Linked DNA regions of Homo sapiens: region 1 is linked to region 2. A link is a contact called in ENCODE Hi-C or POLR2A ChIA-PET data. All regions are on one chromosome and are shown on one strand. The core of a region is the stretch at or near the end of the contact, and the rest is flanking DNA. Distances in the headings are between cores, read along the strand shown.

Evidence for each region. Hi-C counts contacts between places; a loop is a spot of excess contacts on that map. ChIA-PET counts read pairs that join two places held with the same protein, here RNA polymerase II (POLR2A). Pooled maps may share reads with other maps.
Region 1: a loop to region 2 is called in a map of endothelial cell of umbilical vein, with 6 times the contacts of the local background. The contact joins two enhancer-like sites. A Hi-C loop is called at or near these places in 1 of 168 maps with a recorded cell type or tissue (endothelial cell of umbilical vein) and 2 of 50 pooled maps. POLR2A ChIA-PET finds 5 or more read pairs at or near these places in 2 of 52 experiments (H1 and MCF 10A).

The regions. Positions count from the first base shown.
Region 1 is chr6:148,304,113-148,309,175 of GRCh38, reverse strand. It overlaps a transcript of SASH1 not described here. Among named protein-coding and RNA genes, the nearest start is that of SASH1, 36 kb to the left of the region's middle. RefSeq lists a silencer at 1,429-1,723 and an enhancer at 1,273-1,959. Within about 2 kb of position 2,320, at least 5 of the 41 ENCODE cell types and tissues checked have a DNase peak (open chromatin) inside an H3K27ac peak, as active enhancers do; they include endothelial cell of umbilical vein, where a contact is called at or near this core.
Region 2 is chr6:148,364,790-148,369,633 of GRCh38, reverse strand. The region is part of intron 1 of SASH1 (SAM and SH3 domain containing 1); the gene reads right to left. Among named protein-coding and RNA genes, the nearest start is that of SASH1, 24 kb to the right of the region's middle. RefSeq lists enhancers at 1,336-2,211, 2,212-3,088 and a silencer at 4,775-4,844. Within about 2 kb of position 2,138, at least 20 of the 41 ENCODE cell types and tissues checked have a DNase peak (open chromatin) inside an H3K27ac peak, as active enhancers do; they include endothelial cell of umbilical vein, where a contact is called at or near this core.

The DNA of each region.
Region 1 (5,063 bases), core at 1,071-3,570, 61 kb after region 2:
TTTTTTCCCCCCAGGCAGCATAACTACAAGCACCAAGCCATTCCTGATGGGACCATTTAGAGAAAGAGAATCTTTTTTTTTTTTTTTTTTTGGAGACAGAGTCTTGCTCTGTCACCCAAATTGGAGTGCAATGGTGAAATCTTGGCTCACTGCAACCTCCACCTCCGGAGTTCAAGCGAGTCTCCTGCCTCAGCCTCCTGAGTAGCTGGGACTACAGGCGTGTGCCACCACCCCTGGCTAATTTTTGTATTCTTAGTAGAGATGGGGTTTTGCCACGTTGGTCAGGCTGGTCTCGAACTCCTGACCTCAGGTGATTCACCCACCTCGGCCTCCCAAAGTGCTGGGATTACAGGCATGAGCCACTGCGTCTGGCAGAGAAAGAGAATCTTATGGACTGACAAGGAACAATTCTATTTTCTAGACATGAGAAACTACATCACAAGACAGTAAAGCAGAAAATACTTTAAAAAGCTCCTAAGTTGCCAGGTGCGGTGGCTCACACCTGTAATCCCAGCACTTTGGGAGGCCGAGGTGGGTGGATCACCTGACGTCAGGAGTTCGAGACCAGCCTCACCAACGTGGTGAAACCCTATCTCTACTAAAAATACAAAAATTAGCCAGGCATGGTGGCGCATGCCTGTAATCCCAGCTACTTGGGAGGCTGAGGCAGGAGAATTGCTTGAACCTGGGAAGCGGAGGTTACAGTGAGCCAAGGCAGCGCCATTGCACTCCAGCCTGGGCAACCAGAGTGAAACTCCATCTCAAAAAAAAAAAAAAAGCTCCTAAGTTTTTGATGAACAACTGATATGATACCTGAAGAGTTCTTTGCCTGGGACCCATTACAGAGCAAGTTCTTTAAAATGCCGTATTGTTACCCATTATTATACATTTTTGGGGGGGGCGGATTTAATATCTTTTTAACTGTGGCAAAACACCATTATTAAATTTTGCCCAAGGTGCGATACATATATACACTTGGATGTGTGCATGCATACACACACGTACACAAACACATGTGAGACACCACAGAAGAAGTGAAAGAGGGACATGGAGGTTAGAAATCCAGAGAAAAAGATGGATCCAGAGATACCCAAGAAAGAGATCAAAAAGATAGTGAGGACACAGTGGCTGGTTATACTTCTTGCTTATCTCTATGGTAAACCTGTGAGTGTTCAGGCTGTCTCTCTTCCGTGTTTTCTGCCCTCATATTACCATAGATCTCCTGCTAGGATCATGGCGCCTCTTCAGTGCTTTGCACATCTTGACCATTCAGAGTCAGCTGAATTATTTCAGAAAAGAATTAAATAAAATATATTTGTCGTGCAAATATTACTGGAAAAGTCATCAAACCCTGAGCCAAGTGACCAATTAAGCAAAATTCTACTAAGTGATTTGCTTTCCACCAAAATAAAGCCAAGTTAAGTTGACTAAGAGGCTGAGCAGACATTTTAATAACCTAATTCAACAAGCAGCTGCCTAATTCAACAAGCAGCAGAAGGGAGATGACAGGTCATTCTGGTAGGGCTGGATTCTTAGGATCAGTCATACATCAACCTTTGAAGCCTGGGATCAGCAAGGGGTGGAATAACAATAAATACAATCAGATGCTTGGAGCCTTGGGGCAGCCACGGAACCTGTTTCATAAATATCTTGTTCCAGGAGGATGCTATTATTTAATGGGCTTGGCACCTCATTATACTGTAAGCTCTTTTAGGGTAGGGCTCCCAGCTTCCTCTCCAGTTGCCTATAAAGGTTGTGCTGGCCAGGTGCGGTGGCTCATGTCTGTAATTCCAGCACTTTGGGAGGCCGAGGCAGGCAGATCACGAGGTCAGGGGTTTGAGACCAGCCTGACCAACATGGCGAAACCCTGTCTCCACTAAAAATACAAAATTAGCCAGGCATGGTGGCACACACCTGTAATCCCAGCTACTCAGGAGGCTGAGGCAGGAGAATCGCTTGAACCTGGGAGGCGGAGGTTGCAGTGAGCCAAGATTGAGCCACTGCACTCCAGCCTGGATGACAGAGCGAGACTCTGTCTCAAAAAATAAGAAAGAAAAGAAAGAAAGAGACAGAGAGAGAGAAAGAAAGAAAGAAAGAAAGAAAGAAAGAAAGAAAGAAAGAAAGAAAGAAAGAAAGAAAGAAAGAAAGAAAAGAAAGAGAAAGGTAGGTTGTGCTGAGGATGTGACAAGCAGCCAGTTCTCTGGGTCACTCAAGGATGACTAAGAGGAACTGTCACCCTATATGTTTACAAATACCAAGGCCTGGTCATCTGACCCACCTCTGCTTGAGCACATTGCACAGAGTGAGTTCCTAGAGGTACATTCCCATTCCTGTGGCCAGGATGAAGCTCTCCCAATTCTTGAGTGCAGCTGGTTTCTGAGACACAGGGGTTCTGCATGGGCTGTTGGGTGATGTGTTCTACAGCCTCTTTCTCAGGGGGAAAGGAGGAATGAAGAAGAAAACCTGACCCTGTCTCAGCTCGGGAGAATCTTGTGTGTGTTTCTAGGGAGAGGAGACTGTGCGAATAGGAGGGAAAGACTGCTTCAATAAAACAAAAGAGGGGCTGTAAGTAGGAGTGTGGATGGATGCCTCCCCTACCACAGCAAGATTGAAGACTCCCTGGAGAAACTTAGTGTGGGTTGAAGTAGCAGCTGCTTTGAGAACACAAAATATTGGAAGCAGAAAGCAACCTCAGCAATAGAGGAAGTGGCAGTGGGTGAAGAGTCTTGCCAATCAACAAGAGTTTCCCTGGGACCCAGCTGAGGCCTGGAACCTTGGGGCTCAGAGGCCTGTGGCCCTGGCTGGAAGACTTGTGCTGGTTAATTTCCATCTTCCCCTCAGATCTATCTCTGCCATCTGTCCCTTTAGAGGCGGACATCTATAGATGGCATCCTGACTTCCTGGTTCTCTGGCTTCTTTTGGGTTGGGTCAATGGCAGAGAGAACAAGCGAGTGGAAAGAGAAAGAAGTAGGTAGGGTATTTATGTCTATTCTTACCTGTGCCCCCCACCTGCCAAAGTTTTAGCAGTTGCTACATCCCTCTAAGGCCAGGGATCAGTAGAGGTAACTCCTTCTTCCAGGGTTCTGTTTTCTTTTTTTAAAATTGTTTTAATTTTGAATTTTTATGGATACATAGTAGGTGTATATATTTATGGGGCACATGAGATATTTTGATACAAGCATATAATAATCACACCAGGATAAATGGGGCTCATCACCTCAAGCACTCATCATTTCTTTGTGCCATGGACATTCCCATTGTACTCCCTGAGTTATTCTAAAACATAAACGTTCTGGTACCTGATTTAACAACCGTTTCCTCGAATTTCTCCTTCAGACTTAAGCATAGGAAAGGCTTTCTGATGTTGCTAGTTTCTGGTGCGTCACTATCTTTGGTTGTTCTTTAATCCTGCCCACAGCTCTGTTAAATAGTCCCCTTATTTGACTCTTGTCAAACTCACTGGGTCTGCCAGTTGTTTAAATGCTGAATCCTGACTGAAAGAGAGATCATTTTCTTTTCTTTCTTTCTTTCTTTTTTTTTTTTTTTTTTTTTGAGTCAGAGTCTCGCTCTGTCGCCCAGGCTGGAGTGCAATGGCACGATCTTTGGCTCACTGTAATCTCTGTTTCCTGGGTTCAAGCAATTCTCCTGCCTCAGCCTCTCGAGTAGCTGGGATTATAGGTGCCCGCCACCACATCCAGCTAATTTTTGTATTTTTAGTAGAGATGGGGTTTCACCGTATTGACCAGGCTGGTCTCTTGGCCAGGGTGATCTCGAACTCCTGACCTCATGATCCCCCCGCCTCGGTTTCCCGAAGTGCTGGGATTACAGGCGTGAGCCACTGCGCCTTGTCAAGAGATCAGTTTCAAGGTTTCCACAGAGCAAGAGCTTTGGTGAGCTTCTGATTGTAAACTCAGGAACAAATAGAACCTTTAACTCTCCTCAGGAACCCATGCAGCAGTAGACAAAAGACGCAAAGAACTTGAGGAAATGAGCCTCAGCCCAGGAATGTTAATGAGAAAGAAACTCTGGAACAATGACCAAAAGTGTATAAATAGGGGATAAACTGCTGAATACATTCTAAAGAAATGTGTATTCAGGAACTGAGTAGTATAGACTGTAGAAGTTATTTATTTATTGATTTATTTGAGACTGAGTCTCGCTCTATCGCCCAGGCTAGAGTGCAGTGGCACAATCTTGGCTCACTGCAACCTCCACCTCCTGGGTTCACGCGATTCTGGTGCCTCAGTCTCCCAAGTGGCTGGGATTACAGGCACCCGCCATCACCACGTCCAGCTAATTTTTGTATTTTTAATAGAGACGGGATTTTACCATGTCGGCCAGGCTGATCTCGAACTCCTGACCTCAAGTGATCCGCCTGCCTCGGCCTCCCAAAGTGTTGGGATTACAGGCGTGAGCCATGGCACCTGGCCAGAATGTAGAAGTTATTTTAATAAGCTTTTCTAGAAGTTGTAAAATTTTAATGCTAGGTCTTTAAAAAGTTCTTTTTCTTCTCTTTTTTTAAGGTGGAAGATTTGGTTATTTTTAATTTTAATTTTTATTTTATTTGAGATGGAGTCTCACTCTGTCGCCCATGCTGGAGTGCAGTGGCGTGGTCTCGGCTCACTGCAACCTCTGCCTCCCCGGTTCGAGCAAGTCTCTACCTCACCCTCCCTAGTAGCTAGGATTATAGGCGCCCACCACCATGCCCGGCTAATTTTTTTTTTCTTTTCTTTTTTTTTTTTTGAGACGGAGTCACTCTGTCGCCCAGGCTGGAGTGCAGTGGCGCGATCTTGGCTCACTGCAAGCTCTGCCTCCCGGGTTCACACCATTCTCCTGCCTCAGCCTCCTGAGTAGCTGGGACTACAGGTGCCCACCACCACGCTAATTTTTTGTATTTTTTTAGTAGAGACAGGGTTTCACCATGTCACTCAGGATGGTCTTGATCTTCTGACCTCGTGATCCGCCCGCCTCGGCCTCCCAAAGTGCTGGGATTACAGGCGTGAGCCACTGCGCCCAGCCATTTTTTTGTATTTTTAGCAGAGACAGGGTTTCACCATCTTGGC
Region 2 (4,844 bases), core at 889-3,388:
ATGGTAGAGTGGTTAAGATGCTAGGCTCTGACCTTAAGAAAGTTATTAAATTTTTTTTGTGTCTTGGAGAGAGGTATCTGCCTCAGGTATTATTTGCATTGCTGCCAAATAAAGACATAATCCATGTAGAACACTCAGAACAGTGTCTGATACCCAGAACTCCATAACGATTACTCTTATCATTAACAATGGCCACTGTTGCTTATCATTTTAATAGACTATGATGACCAACTCTTAAACTATCTTCAAAAAACTTTCCTGCATCATAATGAAATCACCTTTGCCTGAGTAGAAACAGTTTCAACATGTGAAGCAGATGTGACTACAGATGAAAACAGTCTGCAGAAGTCCCAGAGACTCATGACAAACCCAGCTTCCAAAACAGCCTTTTCCCCTCTCATAGCAGGCTGTGCCACTAAAGACAGATTCTCCCTCTGTGCTGCATTCCTGGAACAAGCAGCCAGTCTCTCTACCTTGCACACGCTGATGATTTCTAGTTGTTTCACTTAAGCACATCCAGGTACTCTCCCCAACACGTACAGCTCTGCCAGGCCAATGCACGTGTCTGTTTCCTTCATAACTCTTTGCAGCTCCACCACAATGTTGCACAAGGCAGGCATTTACTAAAAGCTCCACAAGTGAATGGATCCGTATCTTCCAGAGTAAGAGACAGCATGCAACTTCCCACATCATATGAATGCCTTGAAAATTATTTGTTTTTGTTCCATTTGATCAAGTTTGTAAAACAAGCTAAATGCCTTCTATTGACTTCCTGATATTTGTGGATTCAGAGCCCAGGAAGATTCTTGTATCTATATCAGACAACAAATAGAACCCCGTGTGTGTGTGTGTGTGTGTGTGTGCGCGCGCGTGCGCGCGCATGTGGGGGAGGTTGGAAGGATGAGAATTAAGGGGAAAATTTCCATTTATTGAGCATCTGTATACCTATACTACATTGTCGGTATTCTTGTACATCATTTCAATTAATGCACAACACCAATGAGGACATCAAAGCAGGAAGGTTCCATGTCCACTGCCACATGGCTAACAAAGAGCTGGTCCTAGCTGGGAGCAGTGGCTCACACCCGTAATCCCAACACTTTGGGAGGCTGAGGCAGGTGGATCACTTGAGGTCAGGAGTTTGAGACCAGCCTGGCCAACATGGTGAAAACCCGTCTCTACTAAAAACACAAAAATTAGCTGAGTGTGGTGGCTTGCGCCTGTAATCCCAGCTACTCAGGGGGCTGAGGCAGGAGAATCACTTGAACCTGGGAGGCAGAGGTTACAGTGAGTCGAGATCGTGCCACTGCATTCCAACCTGGGCAACAGACTCTGTCTAAAAAACAAAAAAAGAAAAAAGAGAGCAGATCCTGGCTTCAAATCCATTCCTGTCTACTCCAAAATCTGCCTTCACCACCACAGAAGTACGGGCTCACTGCAGTTGGGCACACAACAAGCTTAAGCTAACCTTACTGCTTATTTAAACTATAAAGCCATCTACTGAGGCCTTCCACAGAAAGTAATCCCCACCCCATAATATTTTAAAATAAAACTTAGGGTTAGTTAACAGTACTCCTGAGATGCCTACAGTGTACAGTTGAATAATTCACTTAACCTGAATTGAGGAAACATATGGCTGGGTGCTTGGCCAGGCCAAATTGCCACATCCTCCACTCCATTATTTCTTCCTGAGGCTGGGCTTGCGGTAGACCCCGCAGCCCTGAACGACTCCACCCACAGGCCCCATGGGAAAAGCTGTGACTGAAATGCTGGCACAGCCGCTGCCACCCAGGCACTCGAGGCCTCCGAGGGGTGTCCCCCTCCTGGGCTTTTCACCCCAGCACTGCAGATAAGAAAATGAAATGGAAGTAAGGAGCCAGGGGGATGGGGGCAGCAGCTCCGTCCATCCCCACCAACTCCATCACCCCAACCTGGGGCAGAAGACCTGGACTTGTAACTCACAGACTAGGAAGCATAGGCCAGATACAGATAGAGGCTTCACCTCAGCTGGCTGCAGAGGGCAGGAGGGCTGCGTGTCATCACATCCTGCTTCACCCTGGTCCACCCTCCCCAAGGAAAGCTTCCTGAGGAAATCCTGACTGCTACAGAGAAATGGGTGGTTCAGCCCGAGGACGTAAACAAGAGCAATGTGTTTTGTTCTGTTTCCCTGCAGACCTGCGCAGGGCCTCTGGCTAAACAATTCTTTGGCAGCCATGCAACTAAAAACCAAGCTAAGCGGTGGCTCAGACAACTAAAACTTGTAAGTAAGAATGTGCATGGTCAGACTCAACTGAGGATTGCTAAAAGGACTGAGGTGTGTTCTCACCTAAGTTTTTAGCTTAAGGAAGCATAATTATAAACCGCGATTACTTTTGCACCAACCTAATACAATAACAAAAAGATACACTGTGGCCAGGTGCGGTGGCTCACGCCTGTAATCCCCGCACTTTGGGAGGCCGAGGAAGGTGGATCACCTGAGGTCAGGAGTTCGAGACCAGCCTGGCCAATGTGGTGAAACCCTGCCTCCACTAAAAATACAAAAATTAGCCAGGTATGGTGGCAGGCGCCTGGGAGGCAGAGGTTGCAGTGAGCAGAGATCACGCCATTGCACTCCAGCCTGGGCAACAGAGCAAGACTCAGTCTTAAAAAAAAAAAAAAAAAAGCTACCCACTAGTTACAGAATCCATCAGAACCCAAAGATGATGAGAAGGAAGGGAAATTACTTGCAGAAGCGTATCCAAATGGAATCCTTGGCTTATGCCTGTAATCCCAGCACTTTGGGAGGCAGACGGGCAGGATCAGGAGGTCAGGAGTTTGAGACCAGCCTGACCAATACGGTGAAACCCCGTCTCTGCCAAAAATACAAAAATTACGCGGGCTTGGTGGCCCGTACCTGTAATCCCAGCTACTCAGGAGGCTGAGGCAGGAGAATCGCTTGAACCTGGGAGGCAGAGGTTGCAGTGAGCTGAGATCGCACCATTGCACTCCAGCCTGGGCAACAAGAACAATACTCCATCTCAAACAAACAAACAAACAAAACAAATGGAATCCCTATTTTCTTTTAGTTTTACAAATGACAAAATTCAGGCCCAAACCTAAATGCTTGCCGAGCTTATACTCAGGATCCAGACATTGCAAGTCAGACACCAGAAATGCACCATCGCCCCACCAAGTCCGGACAAGACTTTAAATGAAGTTCTTCTTGTTCTGTTGTCTGCTCGTCTCCTTCCAAGTATCCAATATTTTCTTGTGTCTATATCTTAGCAACTAAGTTCCTCAGCACAGTGTCTACCTTTCTTAAACTTCTTCTCAAAAATGATCTCTATGGGTTTTTTTTGGTTTGTGTTTTTGAGACAGGCTCTCCCTCTTTTGCCCAGGCTGGACTGCAGTGGCGCGAACACAGCTCACTGCAGCCACAATGTCCCAGGCTCAAGCAATCTTCCCACCTCAGCCCTCCAAGTAGTTGGAAATACAGGCAGCGCTACCATGCCTGGCTAATTTTTTTTTTTCTTTTCTTTTTTGAGACAGAGTTTCACTCTATCCCCCAGGCTGGAGTGCAGTGGTGCCACCTCGGCTCACCGCAACCTCCACCTCCCAGGTTCAAGCAATTCTCCTGTCTCAGCCTCCTGAGTAGCTGGGATTACAGGCGCACGCCACCACGCCTGGCTAATTTTTGTGTTTTTAGTAGAGATGAGGTTTCACCACTTTGGCCAGGCTGGTCTCAAACTCCTGACCTCAGGTGATCTGCCTGCCTTGGCCTCCCAAAGTGCTGGGATTACAGGCACGAGCTACCCTGCCCGGCTAATTTTTGTATTTTTTTTTTGTAGACATGGGGTTTCATCATGTTGTGCAAGCTGGTCTCGAACTCCTGAGCTCAACGATCCACCCACCTCAGCCTCCCAAAGGGCTGGGATTATAGGGATGAGCCACTACACCCAGGCAAAAATGATCTTTATATTCCTAGCTCCATCTCTCCTTCAGTTAAAGCTCCCATTATGTGAGCCATTTCAGCAAGGGAGAGCAAGACATCAAAGGTGCTTAAGGATCGATCATGGAGGATGCATCATTTGAATTCTTAAAGGGAAATATGGTCATGAGGTGGGCAAGAATGAGATGTACTTCAGTATGACCCCCTCCTCATCACCTCTACCAGGAGAACCAACAATATCTTTGCAGAGAACTCTGTGCCCTGCAAGATGTCTCAGTTAAAAAAAAAAAAAAGATAGTAAAAGAATTTGATCCAATAAAACAAAAAATGGCCATCAGGCTTCCTAAATACTGTAAATGTCAAATGACTGATACAAATAGTAGGTGCTAAAGAATGTGCAAAGAAGAGAAATACTGATTTTGCAATGTCAACAGACCATACGATTTAAAAAAGCAATCATGGGTTGTAAATCATATGATAATGAGGCATGACAGCTGGGAGCTAGCTTGATCACAAAGTACCTGACACAGTGAAATACTTGAAGGGAAAATTTTCTTTTTCCTCTCCTTTCTTTTTTTTTTTTGTGACAGAGTCTCACTTTGGTGCCCAGGCTGGAGTGCAGTGGCACGATCTCAGCTCACTGCAACCTCCGCCTCTCAGGTTCAAGTGATTCTCCTGCCTCAGCCTCTCAAGTAGCTGGGATTACAGGCACATACCACCATGCCTGGCTAATTTTTGTATTTTTGGTAGAGATGGGGTTTCACTATGTTGGCCAGGCTGGTCTCCCACTCCTGACCTCAGGTGATCTGTCTTCCTAAGCCTCCCAAAGTGCTGAGATTACAGGCATGAAGCACTGTGCCCGGCCGGAGGGAAAATTTTTGTTAATCATGGAATGTTCTTAATTTTTTAATATTGG